Regions from separate parts of the Homo sapiens genome. Here region 1 is linked to region 2. Evidence: chromatin loops called from intact Hi-C (ENCODE). Cell type or tissue: Calu3. All regions are shown on one strand. Links, peaks and the distances in the headings refer to the core of each region. The heading gives the core; the rest is flanking DNA.

Region 1 (8,345 bases), core at 281-8,280, 63 kb before region 2:
TGGCCAAATCCAGCCACAGCCAGCCAAGGCTGACCAAAGCTGTTCACAGTCAGTCTAAGCTGGTCAAAACTGGTTACAGCTGGCCAGAGCCAATCAAAGCTGGTCACAGCTGGTTAGAATCAGTTAAAGCCCACCATGCCAGTCAAGGCTGATCATGATCAGTGAAATCCAGCCAAAGGTGGTCATGGCTGATCACTGTGGGTCCAAGCCCATTGTGGCTGGTCAGACCGCAAAAAGGAATTAGTACAATCTAGCCCAGTCATCTAATTTTAGATACATGAGATTGGGTGAAATCCAGAGAGGTAAATATTCGTTTTCTTTTTTCTTTTTATTTCCCTAAGACTTCTGAGTCAAGGGTAAATATCCAAGTCCCTAAATTATTGAGTGACACAGCCACTGACTAGATCTCTGGTGTCCTGGCTGACAGACCAGTGTTCTTTCTTACACATCAAGACTTAGCTAATGTTCTAGCAGCCCAAGTCAGCAGAATTATCAAACTCACTGACTTCAGTTCCATTTGCATATATACATAGTGGTGTTGAGATGGGGTTATGGCTTTAGAAATTCATGGCAACATACGTTTTGGAAAACTTTCAAATAAAAGCTAAAAATAGGAAATGCTATAGCAAATTCTGTCACATAATTTTTTTAATAGTATGTGTGCTTTAGATGTAAAATTTATTCACCACACCATCAAAAATTAATTGCCAGATTATCTTGCAAGCTAAGAAAAACAAACCATTAAGTTTAGTAGATCAGTATACTCTCCAGGTGACATTTATTATCTTCATTAGACAACTGACTGGTCACATCTGCTTTCTTCGCCATAATATGCACACAGGATTATCTTATGTAGAAAAAGGTCCACCAGACATTCAATTAACCCAGCTGTCACACATCTGTTGCTGTCTCTATAAATGTGCAGTTAACTGGAAATTACTCTTCTGATAACTTTACATCTCTTTTTTTATTGTGATAGTCTCTTACTTCCTCCATACAAACTACCTCAATGGCTTTGTTTGTGATCCAAAGATTCTAGAACATATCCAACTATTTCTGATCCTCTGAATGGAGGAACAAGTCTGGCATTTACATTTAGTGATTTGGAATCTTACAGATGCAGTCTCAGTGTAATTCATCAGATATTAAAATAAGAACCTAGACTACTTAATAAAGGTCTGAAGTTGTTATTCTACTCCAACCATTACTATTAACTTGCTGTGAGTGCCTAAGTAAATTGTATTACTGCCTTATAGTTGAGTTTTCCAGTTTGTAATATATGCAGGAGGAGAGAGCTCTCCATGCTACTTTATAAAACTTTTGGAACATTGTGTGTGGTTATTCAAATTTCCTGGGGGCATCAACTATATTGTGGTATTAGAGTCCCCCAGAAAACTGAGATAAATAAATGTACCAACACAGCCTTTTTTTTTTTTTTTTTTTTTTTTTTATTTGAGGTGGAGTCTTGCTCTGTCGCCCAGGCTGGAGTGCAGTGGAGTGATCTCGGCTCACTGCAACCTCCGCCTCCCAGGTTCAAGTGATTCTCCTGCCTCAGCCTCCTGAGTAGCTGGGATTACAGACACACGCCACCACACCCGGCTAATTTTTTTGTATTTTTAGTAGAGACGCGGTTTCACCATGTTGGTCATGCTGGTCTTGAACTCCCGACCTCGTAATCCACCCGGCTGAGCCTCCTAAAGTGCTGAGATTACAGGTGTGAGCCACCGTGCTTGGCACAGCTTTCTCTTCCTTAATAAATAAATAACAAATATTATCATGCATTTAACAGCACTTCACATTATTCAAAAGGGCTTCACCAAGAAGGCATTTTTGAGTACCTGCTATGTGCCACACCCTGCAGTAGGTGCTAAAACTATAAAAATTATTAAAACCTAGTCCCTTGGTTTAGGGGTCTTTAAGGCAGCCCAATAGATAAAAAGTCCCTTTCCTGTTCAAGTCCTGAAACAAATTGAAATGTAGCATATGGTAGTAAGGTAGACAGATACCAAAATACCAACGTCATTGCTCCTAAAACTAGTATTGAAGAATATGGTGCATCTAAGTCCACATGGACTTTATAATCAGACCCTGAGATTTACAGACTTAACCACTCAACAGAATTAGACCTGGAAAACAGAGCCAGCCCTGGAGAACAAAGGAGAATATATGCTCCCTGCAGGCAGCTACTCCCAAGGAAGCAGAGCAAAGGAAGGGACTGCACTAGGCTTGCTTAATTTCTCCATTCAAAGTTGTCAATCAGCCAGGCACAGTTGCTTCCGCCTCTAATCCCAGCTACTTGGGAGGCTGAGGCGAGAGGATTGCTTGAGACCAGGAGTTCGAGACTAACCAGGGCAACATATTGAGACCCCACCACCACCCCAAGACTCCATCTCTAAAAAGAAACAAACAAACAAAAAACAAAGTTGCAAAACAAATATGTGCTCTTCACCCATCCTCAGTTAAGAATGAGTATGGAACAAATCAGTGCCAGAAGTGTTACACAAATGGATGTCCTTCCACCTGGTAGGAAACATCTGAAGTGGAAAGGAATCATTCCCCCACCCTAATACCTACCCTCAAGAACCTCATTACATTGATATTCACAGCAATCCTAAGAGGTAAATAGGAAATTACTATTTTAACTGTTTTATTTTATTTTATTTCTTCTTATTTTCTTCTTTTTAGACTCTAAATTATGATTAACTGTTTTATGGTAGAGAAAGCTGAGACATGGAAGAGTCACAGAGCTAGGCTGAAACCATAGTAGAATAATATCTTAATTCTTTATGGTATGAACTTGGACATTTTTACCAGTGAAATTAGGTGATGAATTTGTCTATACAATGCCTTACTTTTTTTGCAAGTGAAACATAGGCTTTAATCCAAATGGTTTTGTGATTATCTAAGGTTATGACAAAAGCATCTATCATCTTGTGTACAGATGAGGTTATTTGCACATTCAAATCTTCCATCTCTCTTTCAAGGTTAGGAGTAAAAGTTTTTTAAAAAGAAAAGGCAAAAGCAGATAAGCTTTAAAAAATGGAATGCCACCATAGTAAAGTTTTATAGAGAAAGGAGCCAGGCATAGGTGAGGGAAGCAGATAAGAAAGACAAAATAAAACCAGGCAGTTATCCAATGCTCAATATGAGAAAGAATGCTTAATTTAGTCAACTGACACTGTGTTTCTTTTTTTTTTTCTTTTTTTCTTCCTTTAAATGAATAAACCTATGAAATGTGTACCTATAGTAATTATTAGATTCACACATTAAGCATTTTATATGTTTTCGGTTCTGGGCTAAGTACTATATAAATAATACTATATACATAAAGTGCTATGTAAATGCATGTACAAGGAAGTCACCCTCTCTGTTTTGTTTCACATGGGAAAACAGACTTATTTGGATCAAGCAACTTATCTTTTTTCACATAATCAGTAGTATGTGAGAGTGTCAAGATTTGAACCCAAGATGTCTGACTCCAGAGCCCATACTCAGTCAGTTCATTCTTATTTTTTGTTTTTCTTTTTTGTGATTTTTCTTTTTCTTACCCAGTTCATTCTACTGGTCTATCAGCTAAGAGCAGAAATTGTTACTTCTGGGTGGAGCACATTCCAGCAGGGAAAAGAAAATATGTCTAAGATAGCTACCTTATTTGAAGCTTATAATGCAGTTAGGTACACATGGTATAAACACTAAAAAGCTTATGGTAAGTGAACACAAATGAACATATTAACAAGTATATGAGCCTTGAGATGAACTGGAATGAAAAAAATTATTGGAGAGGGAGAGTGTTAAGCTGACAAGCATGTGCTCATAGTCTGAGCTGTTTAAAGATAAGCCGCCTCCAGAAGTAATAAGTTCTCATCATGAGAGGGACTTCTCACACAGGCTGAAGGAACAAACATTTGGTAGATCAAATTATTTAAAATGACATCCAAAGTCCTTCCAACCCTGAGATTCTATGATTTAGTTATTATTTTGAATAGCCACTATGTGCTAAGTCCTGGGGTAAGTTCCTCTCACAAAGGGGAATAAGACATACCCTAAAAAAGCCCACAGTTTAGTGGAGCACATAGCATAAACTTAGAAATATAGAATACAGTGTAAGAAGTACTCATATGACATGGGAACAAAGAAAATGTGCACCTAATCCAAACTGGGAAGGGCACTTAAAAAGGAAAACTGAAAATGTTTCCTAGATACGAAGCCTAAACTAACTCTTGAAGGAAGAGTAGAAAGCTAGCTAGGTTTTATTTTATCTATTGCAATGTAACAAACCATCCCTAAAACTTAAAACCAAAAAAAAGTATTATGTCTCATAATTTTGTGGGTAAGAAATCCAGGCAGGGATCAGTTGGCCAATTCCTCTGCCCTTCTCTTGAAGTTACTCAATGGTACTCAGCAGCTGAGCTGGTCTGCAGGGTCCAAGACAAATTCACTCACATACCCGGTCTCTTGTAGGGGATGGCTTTAAAGACTGGTCTCAACTAAAACTCTCCTTCTCTTTATGTGATCCCTTTAGTAGGGTAAGTGTATTCTTACATGGTGGCTCAGGAATCCAAAAACTAGTGCCACAAGAGATCAACATGAATGAACCTCAGAACAGTGAATTTGGATTTGCTATATTACATAAATTGTAAACATTCTAAGAACTTGGGTAAGAGAAAATGATGTCGGCAAAAATGGATTTAACTTACCTCCATACCAGATGGGCCAGATGCGACAGAAGTGGGGGCACAGAAAACCACTTAATTGTTGCAATTTTTATACTAAGAGCTACACTTGTGTGGTGTCTATAGCAGCAGAAAATAGAGGATATCCAGACATTACTGTGAAGACATACTAAAATTATGGATAGCAAGGTGTCCATTTGACTCCCAACTACTGATTATTGGGGAACATTATCATCAAACTACTTGCTTCAGATGGGTAAAAAACAGATGGATAAAAGCAGACATCAGTCTATTTTTAAGACTGTTGACTATTTACTCACTTTATTCAAGCTAACACTAAAGATGTTAGAGGCCTAGTACTGGATAAATGTGTAAAGTATCAATTAAGGCTCATAATAAGCCTTGATCGCTTATAATGGAGGTAAGATTCAGGGAAATGTCCCAAGGAGTTTCCTGTGGATGCCTGAATAAATCTTCCCCCGACACCATACCTTCCTCTCTTGCCTGTAACTCCTTACTATGAACCAAAGAAATAGGTAGGTAATTGCTCACAAAGGGAGCTACAAGAAGATTTAAAAGTCACTTACAAATTCAACTAAGGTATTTCAACAAAATAGACTGTTTTCCTCAGGAAAATGGCATTCCATTATAATTTATAAAATTATAAAATTTCTTAAGCAAACTTCCCAGACCAGTGTAATTAGGAAGGTATTTAAGACTCTCCTTTCTTCCTAACTCTAATTGTCCCCGAGTTATTTTCTTTTTTTTACTTTAAAACTAAGCAATATAGGCTCACGCCTATAATCCCAGCACTTTGAGAGGCCGAGGTGGGCAGATCACCTAAGGTCAGGAGTTCGAAACCAGCCTGGCCAACATGGTGAAACCCTGTCTTTACTAAAAATGCAAAAATTAGGCAGGCATGGTGGTGCATGCCAGTAATCCCAGCTACTCAGGAGGCTGAAGCAAGAGAATCTCAAACCTGGGAGGCAGAAGTTGCAGTGAGCCGAGATTGCGCCACTAGACACCAGTCTCGGCGACAGAGCAAGACTCTGTCTCAAAGAAAAAAACAAAAACAAAAAGAAAAGAAAGTTAAAAAATAAAAATAAAAAAAAACTAAGCAATACTTTAGCTTTTCTTAGACTCTAGAGCCAGTCTTGTGATGTTCAGTTGGATAGCTCGGAGCTTTCCCTCGGGCCACTTCATCATTGTTTCTCGTTATCAGCTAATTAAAATGAGACTAGTAAAAGACAAGCTTTCACAATTGGACTCAAAAGAGAAGACAGCCGGAGATTGGGTCGTCTGTCCCTACCAAACTTACAGACTTTAGATGATTGGAGCAGATCATTTACATTTGTGCAACCAGTATTATACCTATTTTCAAAAGAAAGTCTATTACTCCTGAAATCATCTTGGGGTTTGACTTATCGAACTTATTTCTTCAAGTAAAATAAATTCTAAAAGCATTAAGAACCTTTACATGACATAGAAAATGGTTGATCTTTTGAGAGAAAATGGCCAGGCCAAAAAAAAAAAAAAAAAAAGAAAGAAAGAAAGAAAAGAAAAAAGAAAAAGATTGAACTACACAATGGAAAAAAGGATGCTTGATTTTGTTGAAATGACTATAAACTTTAAAATGAGAGACTCACAGCTTACAAAATGTCTCCTCTCAGATGCAATTCTTTTTTAAAAATTTAATCACTTTCTCAGCCGTGTACGTTTACAGTATATTCAAATGTAAATCAAATCACTAAGACAACGAAACCATTCACAATTTATAAACTGTGTCCATAAAAAATTCCATTTTGCCAATAATAAACAGGAACAGTCTCTGCATCACTTTGATTTCCATAAAGAAGTATTATCAGAGGTTGACACGTTATGTTCTTTTTTTAAAAAGACTATTTATTTATTTATTAATTTAGACAGAGTCTCACTCTGTTGCCCTGGCTGGAGTGCAATGGCCCAATCTCGGCTCACTGCAACCTCCGCCTCCCAGGTTCAAGTGATTCTCCTGCCTCAGCCTCCCCAGTAGCTAGGGTTACAGGCATGCGCCATCACTCCCAACTAATTTTTGTACTTTAGTAGAGATGGGGTTTTACTATGTTGGCCAGGCTGGTCTTGAACTCCTGACCTCAAGTGATCTGCCCACCTCGACCTCCCAAAGTGCTGGGATTATAGGCGTGAGCTACCATGGCTGGCCTATATGTTATCTTTTTTAAATAAAACATCTTATTAATTTAGACCCCTGGGACCCTTAACTATTATATCATGACTTTAGTTTTGCAAAGTCTGCCCACAAGTAGGTTTTTTTTTTAATGTATTAAATACCTAACGCTGCTATGCGAACATACTGTCACCAGATGGCAGTTGTATGCCACAGCCCTCAAGGTTTGATCTATAAGACATAAGCTAAGACTTGTTTCATTGAAGTAGAGATATTATCTTTCTTTTACCTTGTTCATATCAAAAGCATATAATAAACTTAAATAATAACGAAATCTGAAAACACTTTTTTTTTTTTTGAGACAGAGTTTCGCTATGTCGCCCAAGCTGGAGAGCAGTGGCATGATCTCGGTTCACCACAACCTCCACCTCCTGGGTCCAAGCGATTCTCCTGCCTCAGCCTCCAGAGTAGTAGCTAGGATTACAGCCATGCACCACCATGCCCAACTAATTATCGTATTTTTAGTAAAGACAGGGTTTCACCATCTTGGCCAGGCTGGTCTCGAACGTCCTACCTCAGGTGATCTGCCCGCCTCGGCTTCCCAAAGTGCTGGGATTACAGGCATGAGCTACCACGCCTGGCCTGAAAATGCCACACAAATGCCAAACAAGTGAACTCCAGGATGCAATTTTATTTGCACAACATATCTTACTCTAACCAAATACCAATGTTTCATTAGAATGCTAATCTTTATATCTGTTATCACTTCGACTTAATAGTTCTTCCTGATTTTCTTTTATCCTCAATTTACAGTCTTGTCCCACACCCCTCGCCCAACACTCAGTTAGTCAAACACCATATAGCCATGGCAGCCTAGTTATCCCAACTAAAGGAATAGCATCTCTTATGGTCTCTTCATCTCCCTGAAGCTTTCTGGTTCTTTTATTTTTCTCTGTTTCTTCCTCTTCGCTTAGGATATATACTTTACTCTCCATAGTTCCTAGAAAATGTATCTTCAAGTTTGTTTCTAATTTTAAAAATTTGTTTCATTTTTCTTGTTGAGAATAATTTACACTGCTCCATTGCTGGAACTGACTAAATCCTTTTGTGGTTCATGAGTGCGATGATTGGTTTTTCACACATATATGTGAGATGTGCCTCCCTCAAACCTTGTTAGGAGTAGAAGGTAGGCACATTACCTATCTGACGTGAAAAAAAGAAGAGAAAAAAGTAACATATCTAAAAGGTGCCCAAACAACCCAATTCAAAAATGGCAAAGACTTGAATAAATATTTCTCCAAAGACAATATACCAGTAATAAGCACATTAAAAATACTCAACATCATTAGTTATTAAAGAAATGCAAATCAAAACCACAATGAAATACTACATCATACCCACTGCAATGGTTATAAACAAAAAAAATCGAAAATAAGTGTTGCTGAGGATGTGGAGAAATTAGAACCCTCTTACACTGCTGGTGAGAATGTGAAAATAGTGCACCCACT
Region 2 (8,345 bases), core at 78-8,077:
TAGCTTTATGTTTTCGAACAAGTTTAAGGCACAGAAAGTCTCCATTTTTCCTACCTTTAATTTAGATGAAGCTTGATAATACTTGTCAGTTTAAAACTAAACATCATATATGATGCCTTTCTGAAGACCTATTTTTGGTTTAGTTTTAAACTGACAAGTATGATCAAGCTTGTTTTATATATATAGAAGAACAAAGATGAGGAATTGTAATATTTGAAAGCCAGTTTTAAAGGGAAGTTATTTTATTAAGAAGTATTTGTATCTATAAATGTATGCAGTTTTGATTTATGGGAAAAAGTCTTTTGTTTCAAAGAATCAGAATTAGTTTCATTTTGTTGCTTTGCTTTTAAACTAAACCTTACTACTTCACAAATAGATCTGAGTGCTACAAAACTCCCTTTAAAAGTTAATGGTCCTTAAAAATTTAATGCAGTAATATGCTAAGTATGATTCAGATATTTTCTTTTTTTTTTTTTTTTTTGTTTTTGAGACGGAGTCTCGCTTTGTTGCCCAGGCTGGAGTGCAGTGGTGCCATCTCGGCTCACTGCAAGCTCCACCTCCCGGGTTCACGCCATTCTCCTGCCTCAGCCTCCGGAGTAGCTGGGACTACAGGCACCCGCCACCACGCCCAGCTAATTTTTTGTATTTTTTAGTAGAGACGGGGTTTCACCGTGTTAGCCAGGATGGTCTCGATCTCCTGACCTCGTGATCCACCCGCCTTGGCCTCCCAAAGTGCTGGGATTACAGGCGTGAGTCACCGCGCCAGGCTGATTCAGATATTTTCTAAGCAATTTTAGCAAACATTAATTGAGCCCATACAATTATATTAGAACCACTGGGAGCTTTGAGTGCTTTTTAAAAATTTCTGGAGTGACTAACAAAAAATAATGTCATCTTATAATCAGGAACTGATATATTTTAAAAATGGAAAATATTTAAAAGACTAATAATTATTTCACATACAAATATTTGGAATACATCAGCTACATTGCTATTATACTAATACTGAAATAATTAAACCTAAAGGTAACACAGCTTAGAGTCTTCAAAGTTAAATGCCAGAATTCAACTTTATATTTCAGAAATAAAATAGAGTGGTCGGGCGCGGTGGCTCACGCCTGTAATCCCAGCACTTTGGGAGGCCAAGGTGGGCGGATCACGAGGTCAGGAGATCGAGACCATCCTGGCTAACACGGTGAAACCCCGTCTCTACTAAAAATGCAAAAAATAAGCCGGGCGTGGTGGCAGGCGCCTGTAGTCCCAGCTACTCGGGAGGCTGAGGCAGGAGAATGGCGTGAACCCGCGAGGCGGAGCTTGCAGTGAGCGGAGATCGCGCCACTGCACTCCAGCCTGGGCGACAGAGCGAGACTCCATATCAAAAAAAAAAGGAAAGAAAGAAAGAAAGAAAGAAAGAAAGAAAAGAAAGAAGGAAGGAAGGAAGGAAGGAAGGAAGGAAGGAAGGAAGGAAGGAAGGAAGGAAGGAAGGAAGGAAAGAAAGAAAGAAAGAAAGAAAGAAAGAAAGAAAGAAAGAAAGAAAGAAATAACATAGAGCTATGATTTTTCAGATTCAGATGTCTAGTAACCTCAGCTATTCAAAGCAACCTAGAACCCGCCAAATAAGGGAAATCATGAAAATAGCCAAGAGTTAATTAAAGGTGCATAGTTTATAGGTCTTGTGTTTATGGTATTTCACTGGCCAGAGGTAATGAGCCAAATTTCACACAAACCACCTCACCCCTCTTTTTCCTAGAAAGAGGGAATATCCGATGGATTAGCCTGGATAGCCAAATCCAGACCCATTAGCAACAAAACTGAGAAGAATAGGAAGAAAAGGAGAGAGATCAGAGAAAGAGAATGAAAGAGAGAGAAGCAGAGGGAAAGGGAATCATTGTTATAAAATACAAGAAGGATAGCAAGCAGCAGATGCCCTGACGTCAGTGATCAGAGACAGCAGAGCACAAGGAAGGAAACAAGAAGCATCTATTAGTTACCGGTCTGAGGGCTTATAGCCAAAGAAGAAACTAAATCCTCCCTAACAATGGAGAGAATCACTGAGTTAGAGAGTCAGAAATTAAAAAAAAAAAGAAAAGAAAAGAAGAAAGAAGCAATTAATCTGAAGTTAGTCACTTTAGGTTCATACAATATTCCAAACCCTAATAGTTTCCAAAGGTTTGCCATAACAGTAAAAGAATTTATAAAAACCTTGAATCAATCATATTCAAGAAAACCCTTTACAAAGGCAGTGAAGCTTAAAGTATATTTTAATATAATTTTCACCATAAACAATCTTTTTTTATGCTTGAGGGATAAAGCTTCCGTTCTCTGAAAAAAAAAAATCACAAATTCAAGACACATAATACCCACATCATGTAAGACTACTTAAAAAAATCATTCTACATAGAAAATTCCAAAATCATTAAATACTCTTTGAAGTAATGCTAATGAGTGAATACGGATGGCACTTTGGGGAAATATTGACTGATGCATTAGAGACAGTACATCACAGTAGTTAAGCCAGACAGCCTATGGCCAAATTCTAGTTCTACCACTTACTGATCTCGTCTTTGGTGACCTCATACTAAGTAACAGCTTGGGTACATTTCTTCATTGTTCTGTAGCTCAGTTTCCTCATCTGTAAAATGTAGATAACAAATGTTGCCTATCTCATAGGGTGGCTGAAGGAATAAAATGAGATAAGGCAGATAAAAGATTAGCAAAATGCCCGGGATATGGTAAACACTCCATAAATGTTAGCAATTATTATCATTACACATTACTTAGACATGTCAAATAACCTGCCCACCTTTAGTCTCTCCTGATCCTAATCCCTGCCACACACTGCCATGATATAAATTTTCTAAAAATTAACCTGCTAAAAATAAAGTTTGATGATTTCCTGTTGTGTAACAGCCAAGTCCACATTTCTTGTCTTGTAATTTAAGATAGTTAAAGCCCTGTGACAATCTGGTTCCTTTCTCCCATAATTACTATTAATTATGTGTTAGTATCTTCAACCCCATTTTACAGACAAAGAAACTGAGGCCCATTCTGTTAAGAAAAATATTGCATGTGGGACATTTCTACAGATTTACTTTTGGCTCAGCAACTTGTAATAAACCTTGAAGTTAAAGGTTGACAGTAATTATTTTGGTCCCCAGAATAATACCCCTTCCTCTCAGTTCACCATAACTTCAGGCCATGGAGATGAATCTGAAAAAAAAGGCCTAAAGAGTCCAATGATTCTATGTTTTCCAATACCTCTGTATTCTCAGTGGGAGATGGGGAAGAATTTTCAAATCCTTCATGATCAACTTCATGTTTCTAAATACTTAATAACATAAAGAAGGGTGAGAATGATTCGAAGCAAAGAAAATGCATAAAGAGAGGAAATGGAAGGGGAGAACATATAAAAAACAAAAAGGAAAAGGAGGAAGGAGAAAGGGATGGACAAAGATGCTTCAGTCACTGTTTTGTTGTTGTTGTTGTTGTTGTTTTGAGACAGGCTCTGGCTCTGTCACCCAGGGTAGAGTGCAGTGGCATGATCTCAGCTCACTGCAGCCTCGAACTCCTGGGCTCAGTTGATCCTCCTACCTCAGCCTTCTGAGTAGTGGGGACTACAGGCATGTGCCCCCAATGCCAGGCTAGTTTTTCTATTTTTTTTTTTTTTTTTTTTAGAGACAGAGTTTCAGCATGTTGCCCAGGCTGATCTTGAACTCCTGAGCTCAAGTCAAGCGATCTGGCAGTCTTGGCCTCCCAAAGTACTAGGATTACAGGCGTGAGCCATGGCGCCCAGCCAATCACTGTTGGTATACATTAACTTTTGTTTTTTGAGAAGAAATAGGCAAAATGTCTACAAAATGTGCACCCATAACAACATCTTTCACAAGAGGGCACTAGTACATAGGATGATGATATGAATATGAATGAATGTACCTGAGGGCAACAAAAGGAAGGTAACCCTGTGTTTGGCACTTGCTATGGAGCCATTCTGTTTATGCATTTCACATCCTCTACACCCCAGAGTATGCTCTGGAGCACTTGGAGAGTAAAAAGCCTTGTCTGTCATTACATCAACATGAACACGAGGTCTTTTTAGCTCCAAATAGAAAATGAAACAAACAAACAAAACACACATAAATACTACAATGCCCAAGAGAGCCAGGCACTATAAACTATCATGTGAAATGGCTGATATTTTGGAAGTCTTACAAATTTCTTTCCTATGTTTCTATTTTTATATTAGGCAACAGTTTCACTGTCACCCAACGAAACCCACGAAAATTGTATTCATTGCTAGATCTATTTGAGGTCCTTTCTTAGCATTATAACACAACTCAATTCAATAGTCCTGTAAAAAAAAATAATAACTGTGGTTGTTTTCTTAACTGATTATTCCACAGACGGGAAGGCCACTTGGAGAGGTCATCAGTCAGGTTAGAATGAGATTCTAAGTTGGAACTCAACATTGATGAGAAAAAAAACACTGAACCTAAATTTGGAAACCCTCAAAAAGGCAATTCTGTCTGTGAAACTGCAAATGATCCTCATAGAAAGGAGGGAACGTGGTAGTGTTTAAATAAACCAGTGTCATCACACCAGTAGCTTTCTGACAAATTGTTTTAAAAGAATACTTTTTTAATGGAAAGAAAGGAGAGGCTACAATAGGACATTTATATAATTGAAGCATAATAACATTCTACAAAATTCTCCCTACATGCATATTGTCTGATTGCAGAATTCTAGTTAGCAAGCATCCATGAATTTACCAAGAAAAGCAAAGGGTGCCGTTTGTCTCATCTAGAATAAAATAATAAAGAACAGTGAATATAGCAATTAACTGTTTGCAGAGTGCTTTCTTGTGCACTATTTAATTTGATCTGCATGAGAACCCTTAAGAAAGAAATTATTAATTTCTCCATTTTATGGAAGAGAAAATGAGAGGTCACAGAAAATAATTGACCTGAGTCACACTACTAATAGGTGATGACCCAGGGACTGACTGGAAGCCAGGGCTTCTTGCTCTAAAAGTTCATGCTTGTTGCTCTTTGCTGCTTCTTGTCAAAATGAATACATTGCCATGAAGCTGAGAAAAGACATCGATTTTACTTATGTTTGTGTTTCACAGAAACTGACATATTTATATACAACTACATGAATATGTATTTATAAATAAATAGCTTTATTTATGAAATTTATAAATTATTTATAGAGTTACAAATAAATTAGAATCCTGTTCATTCTAAGACATACCAGGCTATGACAATACTTTAATTGTGTATTATTTCTACTTTGACAACAATTACAAGGGATTCTGTTTATTTTTCAACAATATGAAATTATTCAGAATCGGTTATTCAGAATCAATATCAGAAAGAATAACTGATTTATTAAAGGCTTTAATTACATAGAAGGCTACAGCTCTTTTAACGCAGGTTAGGTTTTTAACTTTAAATAGGTTTTTATTTGCAATTTATAGAAGTCATACATTGTTATTGTAGACAATTTGGAGTACACAGAAATTTAGTGCTTTTTAAATTTTTTTTCTTTTTTAATTTTTATGACTACATAGTAGGTATATATTCATGGGGTACATGAGATGTTTTGATACAGGCATGCAATATGAAATAATCACATCATGTAGAATCAGGTATCCTTCCCCTCAGGCACTTACCCTTTGAGTTACAAACAATCCAATTACACTCTTTATTTTAAAATGGACAATTAAGTCATTATTGACGATAGTCACCCTGATGTTCTGTCAAATAGTAGGTCTTATTCCTTCTTTCTATTTTTTGTACCCATTAACCATCCGCACATCACCCCCAGCCCCCTACTACCCTCCCCAACCTCTGACAACCATCCGTCTACTCTCTATGTCCGTGAGTTCAATTGTTTGATTTTTAGATCCCACAAATAAGTAAGAACATGCAGTTTCTTTTTCTGTGCAAGGCTTATTTCACTTAACATAATGATCTCCAGTTCTATCCATATTGTTGCAAATGAATGGATCTCATTTTTTTTATGGCTGAATAGCACTCCATTGTGTATATGCTCCACATTTTCTTTATCCATTCATCTGTTGATGGACATTAGTTTGATTCCAAATCTTAGCTATTATGAACAGTGCTGCAACAAACATAGGAGTGCAGGTATCTCTTTGATATACTTTCTTTTGGGTATATTCCCAGCAGTGGGATTGCTGGATCATATGGTAGTTCAACTTTTAGTTTTTTGAGGAACGTCCAAATCGTTCCCATAGTGGTTGTACTAATTTACATTCCCACCAACAGTATACAAGGGTTCCATTTTCACCACATCCTTGCCAGCATATAAGCCATTTTAACTGGGGTGAGATGATATCTCATTGTAGCTTTGATTTGCATTTCTGATGATCACTGATGTTGGGCATCTTTTCATATGCCTGTTTGCCATTTGTATGTCGTCTTCTCAGAAATCTCTATTCAAATCTTCTGCTCATTTTTTATTGGATTACTAGACTTTTTCCTATAGAGTTATTTGAGTTCCTTATATATTATGATTATTAATCCCTTGTCAGATGGGTAGTTTGCAAATATTATCTCCCATTCTGTGGGTTGTCTCTTCACTTTCTTCATTGTATCATTTGCTGTGCAGAAGTTTTTTAACTTCATGTGATCCCATTTGTCCATGTTTGCTTTGGTTGCTTGTGCTTGTGGGATATTGCTCAAAAAATCTTTGCCCAGACCAATGTCCTGGAGCTTTTCTCCAATGTTTTCTTGTAACAGTTTCATAGTTTGAGGTCTTAGATTTATGTCTTTAATCCATTTTGATTTGATATTTGTATCTGGCAAGAAATAGGGGTCTAGTTTCATTCTTCTGCATATGGATATCCAGTTTTCATAGCACCATTTATTGAAGAGACTTTCTTTTCCCTAGTTTATGTTCTTGGCACCTTTGTCAAAAATGAGTTCACTGAAGGTGTACGGATTTGTTCCTAGGTTGTCTATTTTGTTCCATTGGTCTAGGTGTCTCTTTTTATGCCAATACCATGCTGTCTTGGTTACTATACCTCTGTAGTACAATTGGAAGTCAGGTAATGTGATTCCTTTAGTTTAGTTTTTTTTTTGTTTTTTGTTTTTTGTTTTTTGTTTTGTGTGTGTGTGTGTGTGTGTGTGTGTTTGTGTGTGTGTGTGTTTTGCCTTAGGATAGCTTTGGCTATTCTGGGTCTTTCATACTTCCATATAAATTATAGGATTGTTTTTGTATTTCTGTGAAGAATGTAATTGGTATTTTGATAGTAATTGCATTGAATCTGTGGATTGCAATTAACAGTATGGACATTTTTAACAACATTGATTCTTCCAATCCATGAACATGGAATATTTTTGCATTTTTTGGTGTCCTCTTCCATTTATTTTACCCATGTTTTACAGTTTTCATTATAGAGATATTTCACTTCTTTGGTTAATTCCTAGGTATTTAATTTTATGTGTAGCTATTGTAAATGGGATTACTTTTTTTATTTTAAGTTCTGGGATACATGTGCAGAATGTGCAGGTTTGTTACATAGGTATACATGTGCCATGGTGGGTTGCTGCACCTATCAACCCATCGTCTAGGTTTTAGGCCCCGTATGCATTAGGTATTTGTCCTAATGCTCTCCCTCCCCTAGACCCCCACCCTTCGACAGGCCCCAGTGTGTGATGTTCCCCTTCCCTCATTGTAACTTTGAACTCCTGGGCTCAAGCAATCCTCCCACCTCCAATTCCCATGTAGCTGGGACTACATATGAACACCACCATGCCCGGCTAAATATATATATACATATATACATATATATATACACACACACACACACACACACACACATATATACACACACACATATATATATACACACACACATATATATATATATACACACACATATATATATATATTTTAGAGGTGGGGTTTCACCATGTTGCTCAGTCTGGTCTCAAATTCCTGGGCTCAAGTGACCCTCCTGCCTTGGCCTTTCAAAGTGCTGGAATTACAGGTATAAGCCACTGCAACCAACTGGGGCCACAATTTTTAATTGGTGGCATTTGGCTCCTGTAGAGACATTGTCTAAAAGTTTCCTGCCTTTCTAGGCTGCTCCTTTCTTCTTCCTTTGGTTAGAGAGAGTAGGCTTTTGTTGTGGCTTTTTTGTGTGTACTTCTTAGTATTTCCAGGTTGCAGTCTTCAGTTCTAAATCTAGGATGTGTGAGGCAAAAACAAAAACAAAAACAAAAACAAAAACAAATCTACCCAGGGAACTTGTCTTCATGTTCCCTGACATGTTATCATGTAATTACTTGGGTCTAGCTAGTCTTCTTTCTTTTATC

The links. A loop is a pair of places that touch in the nucleus more often than their neighbours do. Peaks named below come from ENCODE experiments on the same cell type or tissue, not always from the same donor. Only the 100,000 strongest peaks of a DNase experiment are listed, where the experiment ranks them.
Region 1: a loop joins it to region 2, with 2.4 times the contacts of the local background. A loop is called at or near these places in 2 of 110 quality-filtered maps.

Annotation. Positions count from the first base shown.
Region 1 is chrX:113,000,720-113,009,064 of GRCh38, reverse strand. It overlaps the pseudogene LOC124905274. Among named protein-coding and RNA genes, the nearest start is that of AMOT, 160 kb to the right of the region's middle. In Calu3, for the core only: no CTCF peak of the experiment used is centred there; no DNase peak of the experiment used is centred there.
Region 2 is chrX:112,937,171-112,945,515 of GRCh38, reverse strand. No RefSeq gene overlaps it. Among named protein-coding and RNA genes, the nearest start is that of AMOT, 100 kb to the right of the region's middle. RefSeq lists an enhancer at 7,779-8,342. In Calu3, for the core only: no CTCF peak of the experiment used is centred there; a DNase peak (open chromatin) is centred at 3,795.